Regions from separate parts of the Homo sapiens genome. Here region 1 is linked to region 2. A link is a contact called in ENCODE Hi-C or POLR2A ChIA-PET data. All regions are on one chromosome and are shown on one strand. Each heading gives the region's core, a stretch centred on a gene start or an enhancer-like site at or near the end of the contact. The rest is flanking DNA. Distances are from core to core; before and after follow the strand shown. Region 1 overlaps MYH9 (myosin heavy chain 9). Region 2 holds the start of FOXRED2 (FAD dependent oxidoreductase domain containing 2).

The links. A loop is a pair of places that touch in the nucleus more often than their neighbours do. ChIA-PET counts read pairs that join two places held with the same protein, here RNA polymerase II (POLR2A). Pooled maps may share reads with other maps.
Region 1: a loop to region 2 is called in a pooled map, with 2.3 times the contacts of the local background. The contact joins the enhancer-like site here to the promoter of FOXRED2 in region 2. A Hi-C loop is called at or near these places in 2 of 50 pooled maps. POLR2A ChIA-PET finds 5 or more read pairs at or near these places in 4 of 52 experiments (A549, H1, HepG2 and 1 more).

What each region holds. Positions count from the first base shown.
Region 1 is chr22:36,355,071-36,361,122 of GRCh38, forward strand. All of the region lies in intron 1 of MYH9 (myosin heavy chain 9), which reads right to left. Among named protein-coding and RNA genes, the nearest start is that of MYH9, 30 kb to the right of the region's middle. RefSeq lists enhancers at 1-86, 1,980-2,921, 4,007-4,076, 4,177-4,386. Within about 2 kb of position 4,266, at least 14 of the 41 ENCODE cell types and tissues checked have a DNase peak (open chromatin) inside an H3K27ac peak, as active enhancers do.
Region 2 is chr22:36,505,199-36,511,294 of GRCh38, forward strand. FOXRED2 (FAD dependent oxidoreductase domain containing 2) reads right to left here and starts at 1,842. Exons shown (of 9, transcript NM_001102371.2): 1 at 1,811-1,842; 2 at 698-1,225. The coding sequence starts at 1,224. It overlaps EIF3D (eukaryotic translation initiation factor 3 subunit D), which reads right to left. Exons shown (of 15, transcript NM_003753.4): 15 at 5,657-5,802. The coding sequence ends at 5,789. RefSeq lists a silencer at 1,589-2,088.

The DNA of each region.
Region 1 (6,052 bases), core at 3,016-5,515, 150 kb before region 2:
GAAGGAAGCAAGCAGCTCTCGCCCCTGGAGATGAGATTGGATCAGGCTGAGGCCATCCCCCAGCGCTTTCCTTCCCGCCGGCTTCCTGCGGGTGCCAGTCCAACTCCAAGAAACCCAAGCAGTTGCCTTTTTAGGCCATAATCGAGCGGGACACAACCAGAGGCTAAATTAGGACTCTCAGGAAATGATGAAACTGAAAGTAAATAGGTTGACCAAAAACATCTTCTTTCAACCCAAAATGTAATGCCTCAATTATTTGCCTTCTCCCCTTCCCCACAAACATCATATGGATCTTTTATTTCTCCCTGTTTTCCCAGAGAATACTCTCCCTCCCTCCCTCCGTTTCTCTTTTTACTTATTTGTGGGTTTGTCTGGAAAATGAACAGCTAGCACCTTAAAGACAGAATGTATTCTACTCTCAGATCTTTGGTTGAAACGTTGAGAGCATTTCCACTCCCAGACAACGAGGGCTGATGTAAACCTTTCTGTGGGCCAAGTTCTAGGCTGGGAGTGTCCAAGTCATCACCTTCACCGTAAAGCTGCATAGACCAAGGACCTGCTAGGAAGCGCTGCATGTTCTCACTCAATCCTTGCAATAATTTCATGAGGCACATACATACTCATTTTACAGGTGGGGGAAATGGGGCTCAGACAAGGCACAAAACCTAGGGTCAGACTCAGCCCCGTGTGGCTTCAATGCCCTGCTCCGTTTCCCCCTTAGCTGCCTTACTGGTGAGGTCAAGGGGGCTACAAGAAGCAAACAAACAGAGAACCCCCCCTTTATTAATTAAGCAGACATTGATAATGCCACCTCAAAGCTGTAAACCCCATCTCCCCATGCTGGCTTGCACAAGGGACTCCATCCTTCCGACCTAAATTGCTGGGTGCTAAAAGTAAGAAAGAAGGTGGGAGTGTGACCTTGGGTGAGCCATTTGAGTTCTCTGTGCCCAGTCTGCCAGGAGTTGACCTAACCAATCTCCAATGGCCTTGGGCACGCCAAGGCTTCAGTTCAGACACCCCAGCGGCCTCAGCCCAGACACTGGAAGCCCTATTCCAGCCTCACCACTGATGTATGCAAGCAGCCCCTCTGTTTGTTTTTTTCCATCCCCACCCCCATCCTGGAGAACACAGGTGAACATGTCCTTTCTCTTTCTACTTGCGGCCGTTGGTTTTGAGTTAAATAAAACTATCGAAGTAGCTGGCTTCCATTGTTAAGAAAGATTCTTTGGGCCAGGCGTGGTGGCTCATGCCTGTAATCCCTGCACTTTGGGAGGCTGAGGCGAGTGGATCACCTGAGGTCAGGAGTTTGAGACCAGCCTGGCCAAAACCGTGAAACCCTGTCTCTACTAAAAATACAAAACTTAGCCAGGCGTGGTGGCGCGTGCCTGTAATCCTAGCTACTAGGGAGGCTGAGGCACGAGAATCGCTTGAACCCAGGAGGCAGAGGTTGCAGTGAGCTGAGATGGTGCCACTGCACTCCAGCCTGGGCAACAGAGTGAGACTCCATCTCAAAAAAAAAAAAAAAAAAAAAAAAAAAGATTCTTTGAAAGCAGCTGCTATAATAATGTAGAATTTTTCAAGCTCATTTGATTCACTTATTCAATCAACTAATACATAGAGAATCCACATGCAAAAAAATCATGACAAAGGCATAAAGATCCCAGGGGGTTTCTAATGAGGTCGCGCGGCAGGACGGACATGAACCTAGGTGACTAGGTGGAGTGTCCACCTGGGCAATGTGGTAGAGTAGACAGAAAGCAAGCTCCTGGGCTTCCTTCTGTCCTGTTCACTGCTGAATCCAACACCCAAACGCAGTAAGCACCCGCTAGACAGATCTGCCATGTGGATGAATGCAGAAACTCCTTGCTGTGTGGCCTTCGGCCGGTGCCACCTCTCTGGCCTCAACTGTAAATGCAGATAATATTTTATGCTGCCTTCCCTGCCTTGCAGGGCTGCTTAATGCAGCATGTATTCCTTAAATACACATAATGATGAGACAGGACACCTACCATAGTGGAACATTCATGCAGAGAGGAAGAACCACGTCAACAACCGGCTCCACCACTGACTCAGCGAAGAAGAGGAGAGGAACATGCAACTTGCCGTGGGAACAAAGAGAAAGGGACACTTCCTTGGACACTCAAGCGAAGAGTGTCATGGAGGATATGACATTTAAACTGGGTCCTGGAAGATGGGTAGAATATTGGCAGGGAAGGGAAGAGATGGTGGAAAGGTATCCCGGGCCGAGGGAGAAAAGCAAGAGCCAACGTACAGGAAGAAGGTACGATCGCTCAATAACCACATACAAAACGATGCCACGGCACTATGGCTATCTGGGGCCAGAGAATCCTTTGTGGTGGGGCTGTCCTGTGCCACGTGGGGTATTTAGCAGCAGAGCAGCACCCCTGGCCTCTACCCACTAGATGCCAGTCGCACCCTGTCCCCAGTTGTGACAACCAAATACCTCTCCAGACATCACCAAAGGTGGAAATTGGGGGTTGCGGGGGAAGACAAATCACACCCGGTTGAGCCCACTGATTGAAGGGGTTCGTGTGAACAAACGCAGCACTATGAAGCCAGACCTCTCAGTCGTCATCCTCCCCCATCTCTGAAGTGCACGGGCCAAATCTCCTTAACAAAACAGAAATCCTCAGGGCAAAAGGATTCCCAGGACCCCATAAAAATGGCCATTATGGATGGCATTGTCACCAAGGAATGACAGCTCCTTGTAACATACTGTATTCTAAGAGATCTGACCTAGATTCTCCTGCTGGACTGTGCTTTAAAGATCCTGAATACCCAATTTAAAAGTAAACCAATCAACCAGGCAGAAGAGACTGATGTGCCTCCCCAGGCAGGCAAGAAGCACCTTCAGAACCTCCAACACGGCAGCTCAGCCTGCGACTCATAAGCAAAGTCACCAGCATCAAAGGGTCCAGATGATTAACGGAAGACAAGCGGGAGCCACATTTTGGAGGCTGGGGGTGGGAGCTGTTGACACAGCTGTGCCAGCTCACCCCACCCTGGGAATCCCATCAGGCTGGAATGCAGTGGCGTGATCTTGGCTCACTGCAACCTCCACCTCCCCGGTTCAAGCAATTCTCCTGCCTCAGCCTCCCGAGTAGCTGGGACTACAGGTGCACACCGCCACACCCGGCTAATTTTTTGTATTTTAGTAGAGATGGGGTTTCGCCATATTGGCCAGGCTGGTCTCGAACTCCTGAGCTCAGGCAATCCGCCCGCCTTGGCCTCCCAAAGTGCTGGGATTATAGGTGTCAGCCACCGCACCAGGCCCAAACGCTATTTATTGAATAGTTTTGGCAAATCAATCTGGATTAGACCCAGGAAATCCATGGCTTCCACCACTGGGACAGCCGGATTATTTCCCGCCCAGAGCTCTCCCCCACACCCCTTCATATATTAATAAATATATTTAAACACCTACCAACGAGCCATCTCCACCTGGTGGATGCACCATCACACCTGAACTCCCCCACCATCTCTCCCCAGACCCATACCCTCTTCTGGGTGTCCATCTCTGGGAGACACCATCCATCTGGCCACCCAAGACAGTCACCGTAAACTCCTCCCCAGCCCTCCGCCAACACCACTGCCCGTGCCCTGTTCCAGTCCAGGCCCACAGGCCCTCCCTTCTGGACTGCTCCAACTGCCTCCCTCCTGGCCTCCCCTGCCACTTCTACAGAACTCCTTTCTGATGACTCACAAATTCAAATTCCTATTTATATGACTTCCTATTTCATTGATATTATTTGATCAGTTCAAAATGGTTCGACAGCTCCACACCTTCACCAGAATAAAATCTGCATGCTAAGCAAGCCCTCTAGGACCCCACCCATTCATCTTGCCCCTGCCCTTCCTTTTGCCACAGTCATTCCCAGCGGTATATAATCAATTCCCCAGTCACACTACACTCTGCTCAGGCCTCCAGGCCTTCAAAGAAGGCAGAGAAGTGTCCTTTGTATTAGGAACCCTCTCTGAGATCAAAGCTCAAACGCTCCCTTCTCTAAAGACTTTTTGCAGCAAAAAGATGTCTCATATCTATGGCCCTCCCGTCTGTGCTCTGTACTTGTTCCACTGTAACCAAACAGCTAAATACTCATTATTTGTAGTTTTATTTGAGGACAGGAATTGGGTCTCATTCATCAATTCCAAATGTCTGGCACAATGCCTGGCCCAGAGCAGGTGCTCAGTTAAAGTGTCCTGAATGAATAAATGAGAAACAAGGCCAAAATGAGGAAGAAAGACTTAATGGGGAAGGTCCCCAGAGGCTGGAAAATCCCCTTGGGCTGTGGCTGTGCAAAGAGGGACAGGGCTGGAGAGCTGAAGGTAACAGGAGAGCCAAGTTGAAACCACACACGCGTAAGGGTTATAGCCACCTAATTTGTTACAAACACCAAACCATTTATGGACTAATTTTTATATCCTCAAAACAAAAAGGGAAAGAATGCATACTGGGGCTTTCAATCTACAAAGAGAAATAGGACTGAGGATAATTTACTGGTTTTACATATAGTTCAACCATCTCTGTTTTCTAGAACCTTCTAGCACCCCCTGATTAACCAGTGTAGAGGCACCTACCACCTACTACCAGTCCGACATACCAGAAAGAATCTTGGCTGGCATGGCCTCTGCTCTTGCTAGGATGCCATGAGAAGGTCGTGTGCCCTCCTGGAATGCTACGCCTCCATCTATCAAGTAGGTGCTGGCAACATCAACCTTTGGTATCAACTCAGAAGTGACAGACAGAAGTGGAAAAACCACAGCCATGTGAGGTCCTGGTTCTGCAAACCCTAAGATAAATGCTTGTAATGTACCACAATGGAGTTTATGGCTTTGGGGCCAGACAGACCTGGATTGGAGTCCCAGGTCCCCTGCTCACAATTCCTGTGACCTTGAAGCTGTTAGCACCCCAATTTCCTAGCTTTAGAATGAGGACAAACACCACCACCACCACCACCACCACCACCACCACCACCACCACCACCTAACATCAGAAGAGTTGTAGCTCAAGCTCCCAGTGGAGAATGGCATGATAGGAATTTCCCTCCCAACTCCTCTATCTTGTGATTCTGAGCTATTTAATCCCCATTCTTCCTAGGAATGACACCTGGGCCCTCTGAAAATCAGTTACCAGGAGTCTAGTGACTCTTTCTGCAGGTTATATCCATCCATAGAGGACAGTTCTCAGGGACAGTGACTATAAAGACAGCAATTTGCAGAGGGAAGAGGGTTTCGTGGCCGAGTAAGGATGGAATGCCGTCTCCCTATGGCCCTCTTGCAATCACAATATGCACAAAATGTTGTAGGAAGCAGCCTGCAAAAAGAAATCTGCTTAACTTAGGCCGGGCACAGTGGCTCACACCTGTAATCCCAGCACTTTGAGAGGCCGAGGCGGGCGGATCACGAGGTCAGGAGATCGAGACCATCCTGGCTAACACGGTGAAACCCCGTCTCTACTAAAAATACAAAAAATTAGCCGGGCATGGTGGCGGGCACCTGTAGTCCCAGCTACTCTGGAGGCTGAGGCAGGAGAATGGCGTGAACCTGGGAGGGGGAGCTTGCAGTGAGCCGAGATCGCACCACTGCACTCTAGCCTGGGCAACAGTGTGAGACTCCATCTCAAAAAAAAAAAAAAGAAAGAAAAAGAAAAAAGAAATCTGCTTAACTCCATCCCAGGAATATCCTGCAGGAAAAACCTCTCTCCATGCTGGTCTGGGAAATGCTGGTCTGGTGAGATGGGCACAAAGCCTGTGGCAGAAGAGCTGGATTTGAGTCCAGCGAGGTGCTGACCAGCTGTGCAATCCTGCAGGCACCACCCAGGCCTCGGCTTTCCCACCTGCAAAATGTCCTATCTGCTCACAGGTATGCACAAGGCCACTCTCTGCAATACACACCAGGGCTGTCAGAGCAGTTATCTACAGGGTGGGTCAATAAAGTGGCTCCTCTGTCACCCAGGGCTAATAACCTACAGCAGCCTCGACCTAGGCCCTCACTCTCCCCAGGCTAACAAGGAGTGGGGGGCTCCTCCCAG
Region 2 (6,096 bases), core at 592-3,091:
CCCTGTACTAAGTGTATCTGTGCACCATCTTTCTGACTCCTCCAAGCAACCTGGAGGTGGTATGTGGCCTGCTTTACAGGTGAGGAGGCACAGGCCCTGCAGGCCCATGGCTTGAGAGCTCCTAAAAGCAGCAGAGCCAGAGTCTAAACACAGATAGGCTTGATTCCAAAGTCCTGCTCCTTCCATTGGTGAGGATCGCCATCCAGGGGAGGGCAGCTGGGGACTTGGATCCTGCCGGCTTGCAGAAGAATGCTTTGATCACAGAGTGGTTTCAAAAATAGAATTGAAGGCCGGGTGCGGTGGCTCATACCTGTAATCCCAGCATTTGGGGAGGCTGAGGTGGGTGGATCTCCTGAGGTCAGGAGTTCGAGACCAGCCTGGCCAACGTCGTGAAATCTCATCTCCACCAAAAATATAAAAAAATTAGCCGGGTGTGGTGGTGCTTGCCTGTAATCCCAGCTACTGGGGAGGCTGAGGCAGGAGAATCGCTTGAACTAGAGAGGCGGAGGTTGCAGTGAGCTGACCTCGTGCCATTGCACTCCAGCCTGGGCGACAGAGTGAGACTCCGTCTTAAAAAAAAAAAAAAGCGAAATACCCTTTTTCGTCCATTCCTCCCATACCTACTGGCCAATCAAGGTGTGTGGTTCGTGTGGGGAAGGTCCCAGCTTCCGCAGGTGAGCTCTGGCACCGGCCTTACCTGCACTGATGCACCTGGCCCTTCTGGTCAGTTAGGATGAAGTAGTGGCCATTCCAGGCCTGTCGGTCCTTGTCCAGAGTGACGTGGGCGATGGTGGTGTTGTACTGGACACGGAGCCCCAGCGTGTCCGCGAAGTCACCCAGGTAGCGCACCATGTCGCGGGCGTCGGGGAAGTAGGCACGCGAGTAGTGTCTGAAGAGCAGCCGGGGGTCGTGGCTGAGCAGAGAGTTCCAGTCGTGGCGGAGGTTGAACTCGGCGTTAGCCTTGCCCGTGTACCGCTTGTTGATGCTGATGAGCTTGCGGTGCCGCGGGTAGCGTGTGAAGAAGCTGCCGGGCCGCGGGGCCCGCTCGAACACTGCGTAGTCGCGTCCAGCGCGCTGCAGGAAGTAGGCCATCTGCAGGCCCGCGGGCCCAGCGCCCAGCACGCAGTAGTCCCGGCGCGGGGGCACCGACAGCGCTGGGTGCAGGGCGATGGCCAGGAGCAGCCCCGGGGGACCCCACAACGGGGCCGCAGCGGAGAGGCCCATCCTGCAGCAGATCAGAGGGGTAAGGCCTCGCACCCGGCCCGGCGGCTGGGAGACACGAGGCCCAGAAAGAGGCGGGGCCTGCGGGAACTCTCACTGCAATCTGGGTCACGGCCAGGCCCAGAAGCCGTCCTCAGAGCTCATTTGCCCGGACTCCACCGTTTCAAGCTGGGACTTGGGGCTCCCCGGAATCCCGAGCCCCTCCATCTTATCTCCCTCAGGGTCTCCTTCCTCAGGGGCACCGGCTCCCCGCTTATGATTGTAGTAACCTCCACCCTGGGGAAGGAGAGCGTACTCCCCAATTTTCCCCTAATTTGAGGGTGCCCAACACCCCTTTGAACCACCCTCCAGGTTGGACCTTCCAGAGGCCTTGGCCCCTCTCCAGCGACCGGGTGGGAGCCTGAAGTGGGTGTGGCCTGCGTGCGCCCCGCCCCCTGCCAGGGTCCGCGCGCCCCAGGCTCTTCGGCCACGTGACAGGGATGCCGCGCACACCTGCCGCCCGCCCGCGTGCGCTTCAGGAGCCGCCAGGTCCCTACGCCCGCAGCTCCGGCCTCCCCGCCTCCGACCGAACCCTGAGAAACGCGCGAACCTCCCAGCCGCTCCGGCTGCAACCCGTGGTCTAATGAGGCCGCGCTTGGCTCGCTTGCTCCGCGGCGGCTCCGCCCCTCGCGCCCGGACCAATGGCAGGGGGCGGGGTCACGTGCGCGGCGCGCGGCACGCCGGGACCAGCTGGCAGGCTGCCTGCTCCGGCCCAGCGCGGGAGAGGCGCGCGCGTGCTGCGTTCGCTGCTCCGGGGGCTGGTAGAGGGGCCTGGGGCTAGCGCGCACCCGCGAGGGTGGAAGGTCTGGAGATCCGGGATGGGGAACTGGGTCCTTCGTTTTAAAAGGTGCCTCTCTACACGGAGGGAGGGGAGCACGTGATTTTTGGAGCTAATCCTAGCTCTCATATTCCATGAATGTAGCCAAACGCTAAAACTAGTTGGCCTACCCAGTTTTGTGGGACTGGAAACCAGCGTGGTGGAGCCAGGACCGATAAGCCAATTAACAAGCGTTTGCTACAGTGACTCAGTGTACTGCTTACCAAGTAACATACACGACTGTCCTAATCTTCCACCAAATAGGAGAGGTGGGCAAGGCATTGTTTCCGACATTTGGTAGCTGACTGGTCAAATGGAGACATAGGGATGAAGGGATATGTTTACAATCACAGGAAGTGGAGCCTGGAATTAAAACTCAGTGGAGGCAAGATAAATGGCAGGAGGAAGATAACGTGAACTGGATGATGAAGGTTGGCTTCCCAGGGGTGGCAAGTGGCCCCTGCATGAGATTTACATGGGGAGAAATACGAAGTCAGTGTAGGAACCTTCAAAGTCCAGTGAAATGGGGCTGAGTGTTCTTGGGGGAAGGGCAGGTGGAAAGAACTGCGAGCCTGCAGATTTGCATGGCTGGAGATTCTTTGAATTAAAAATCGTAGCTGGGGACTCCTTAGAAAAATTTTCCTGACCTCTCAGGCCTACAAGTACCTACCAAAGAATGTCATTTACTTTTTCTTTTTTTTTTTTTTTTGAGATGGAGTCTCACTCTGTCGCCCAGGCTGGAGTGCAGTGGCGTGATCTCGGCTCACTGCAAGCTCCACCTCCCAGGTTCACGCCATTTTTCTGCCCCAGCCTCCCTAGTAGCTGGGACTACAGGTGCCCGCCACCACACCCGGCTAATTTTTTGTATTTTTAGTAGAGACAGGGTTTCACTGTGTTAGCCAGGATGGTCTCGATCTCCTGACCTCGTGATCCGCCCGCCTCGGCCTCCCAAAGTGCTGGGATTACAGGCGTGAGCCACCGCGCCTGGCCGAATGTCATTTACTTTCTTCAGTCTGTGTCAACATCAGAGAAAAGCTCCCTCAGAGCAGAAATTGTCCAGTATCTGACATACGGAAGTTTAAGCATTTGTTGAATAAGCATTGCAACCAGAGAGGTCAGGCAGAATACTTTGCCAAAAATAAAGTAGGGATGTCTTATTTCTTCTTTTTGAGACAGAGTCTCACTGTCACCCAGGCTGGAGTGCAGTGACACAATCATGGCTCACTGCAGCCCTGACCTTCCAGGCTCAAGCGATCCTGCTTCAGCCTCCCAAAGTGCTAGGGATTACAAGTGTGTGCCATGGCCCCTGGCCAATTTTTCAAAAAAATTTTTGGGGGCATATGTGTATATATTTATGGGGCATATGAGATGTTTTGATAGTCATGCAATTTGGGGATGTCTGTTTCTTAGTGGTTGTGAAGATTATGAGAATGGGTGCTGGCAAACAAGTTCCTAAAATAATTGCTGGTCTTATGTGGTGAATACAGTAGTGGGAAATTAAACAGAATTCGTCAAGTATGGTAGGGCCCTACGAGTAGGCTGAACCTAGATTGTAAGCAACAGGATGCTACTGGGAGTTTCTGAATGTAGGATTACTGCAGCAGTCAACTTGGTAGCCCCATGCAGGACAGATAAAAGCAGTGGACAGCTACTCGGGAGGCTGAGGCAGGAGAATGGCGTGAACCCAGGAGGCGGAGCTTACAGTGCCTGAGATTGCGCCACTGCACTCCAGCCTGGGCAACAGAGCAAGACTCCGTCTCAAAAAAAAAAAAAAAAAAAAAAAAGGCAGTGGAAACTGATGCAAAGTATTTTCAGGGAATGAGCTTGAGTCACTTCCACTTGCTTCTGTTAATCCTGTTGGACAGGGCCATGGTTTGCAAGAGGCAATTTGGTGAATACTGGTCCAACCTGGAAACCCCCGGCACTAGTCACACCACTTTAATCTGTTTTTTAACACTCTGTATTCACATTGAAAACTCCCCAAGTACACTTTTTCTCTCCACTGCTTCTAACACAGTTCAAGAAACCTTTTGCTTGCTGAGGTTCGATTCATTAAAATTAATTTTGTGTTTTTTCAAGCTACTTTAAAAAAAAAACCTGTAACTTTAGAAATGCTGAGCTTTTTTTGAGAGTCTCTGTAATCCAAATTGGAGTGCAGTGGTGTGATCTCAGTTCACTGCAACCTCCGCCTCCTGGGTTCGAGTGAATCTCCAGCCTCAGCCTCCCAAGTAGCTGGAATTACAGGCGTGTGCCACCATGCCTGGCTGTTTTGTATTTTTAGTAGAGACGGGGTTTTGCTATGTTGCTCAGGCTGGTTTTGAACTCCTGACCTCAAGTGATCCACCCACCTCGGCCTCCCAAAGTGCTGGGATTACAGGCATGAGCCACTGCACCTGGCCTTTTTTTTTTTGATAAAGGGTCTCCTTCTGTCACTTAGGCTGGAGTGCAGTGGTGTGATCATAGCTCACTGCAGCCTTGAACTCCTGGGCTCAAGCAATCCTCCCACCTCAGCCTCCTGAGTAGCTGGGACCACAGGTGGAAGCATCATGACTGGCTAATAATTTATTTTTTTGCAGAGACAGGCCCTGGTCTCCCTGTGTTGCCCAGGCTGGTCTCAAACTTCTAGGCTAAAGTGATCCTTCTGCCTCAGCCTCTCAAAGTGTTGGGATTAGAGGTTTGAGCCACCATGCCTGTTTCCTCACCTCTACAATGGTACTACTCCTGCCAGCATCACAGTTCTGTATGAGGCTTAGATACTACAGAAAGCTCAGCATTAATACCTGGCAGGGTAATTACTCCATCAAGTGTCCAGAACAGAACAGTGTCCACTTACATAGTTTACATAGCCTCGGCTGGGTGCGGTGGCTCACGCCTGTAATCTCAGCACTTTGGGAGGCCAAGGCGGGTAGATCACCTGAGGTCAGGAGTTCGAGACCATCCTGACCCATATGGCGAAACCCCGTCTCTACTAAAAATACAAAAATTAGCCAGGCATGGTGGTGCATGCCTGTAATCCCAGCTACTGGGGGGCTGAGGCAGGAGGATCGCTTGAACCTGGGAGGTGGAGGTTGCAGTGAGCCGAGATCATGCTACTGCACTCCAGCCTGGGCAACAAAGTGAGATTCCGTCTCAAAAAAAAAAAAAAAAAAAAAAAAAGTTTACATATCCTCAACATGCAGAGCTCTTATGACACAATGCTTTGTAGGGACAGGCCTGAGTGTCACCAGCCCAAGCCAAGCTTAAAAACAATTCATAAACCATTACACAATCACCCAGTGGGACATCCATCAAGCTCTCTGTGGCAGCCTCCCTCAGGCGCAGCAGCCCCACCTCACCCACACCCTGCTTCACGCTGTACTAGTGCTCTGCACTCCAGCTCCTCACAGTGAACTCTCCAAAAGCAACAGGTGGCCCTTCACACAGCCAGCAGGCACTCATGCTTGTGGAAATGGACTTCTTATAACAAATGAGGACACCCAGATTCTGAATTCCACATAGAAATTGCTGAATCTCATCCCCACTCTGTCAGGAATCTTTGAAGAAACGACTGTAAATCGTTAATGCAGGCAGACGATGAGGGAAAGACTAAACAGATATATATTTTATTTCATCTGCTAAATGTCAGAGAGCAAGTTAGACACACATTCCACTAAGCATCAAAGGCCCTCGTAGTCTCGGTGGAAGGACAAACTCCAGCTCCACATCACTGGTTTAAGTTTCTTCCTCTGAAAGACACAAAAAATGTAAGAGAAATGAGCCAGGTTGTGTGATATGATGTTCACTTTCCTTTCTGAACCTCTGCTGGACTGTGCGTGAGTTTTCAACACTTCCATTCCGAAGTTAAGCCTTTCAGATGCTCACAGGGCTGGGCAGGTATTTCCTTCAGTCACCAGCTGGTGGAGCAGGAGAGACAACTTTCAGGCTATTTAACCCGGAGCGGAGCTTTTCCCTCTAGACCACCGGCTTCAATCTGGGACTTCCCTCATCTTCCTCTACCTCTGCCACAGTCCAGCCGCTTC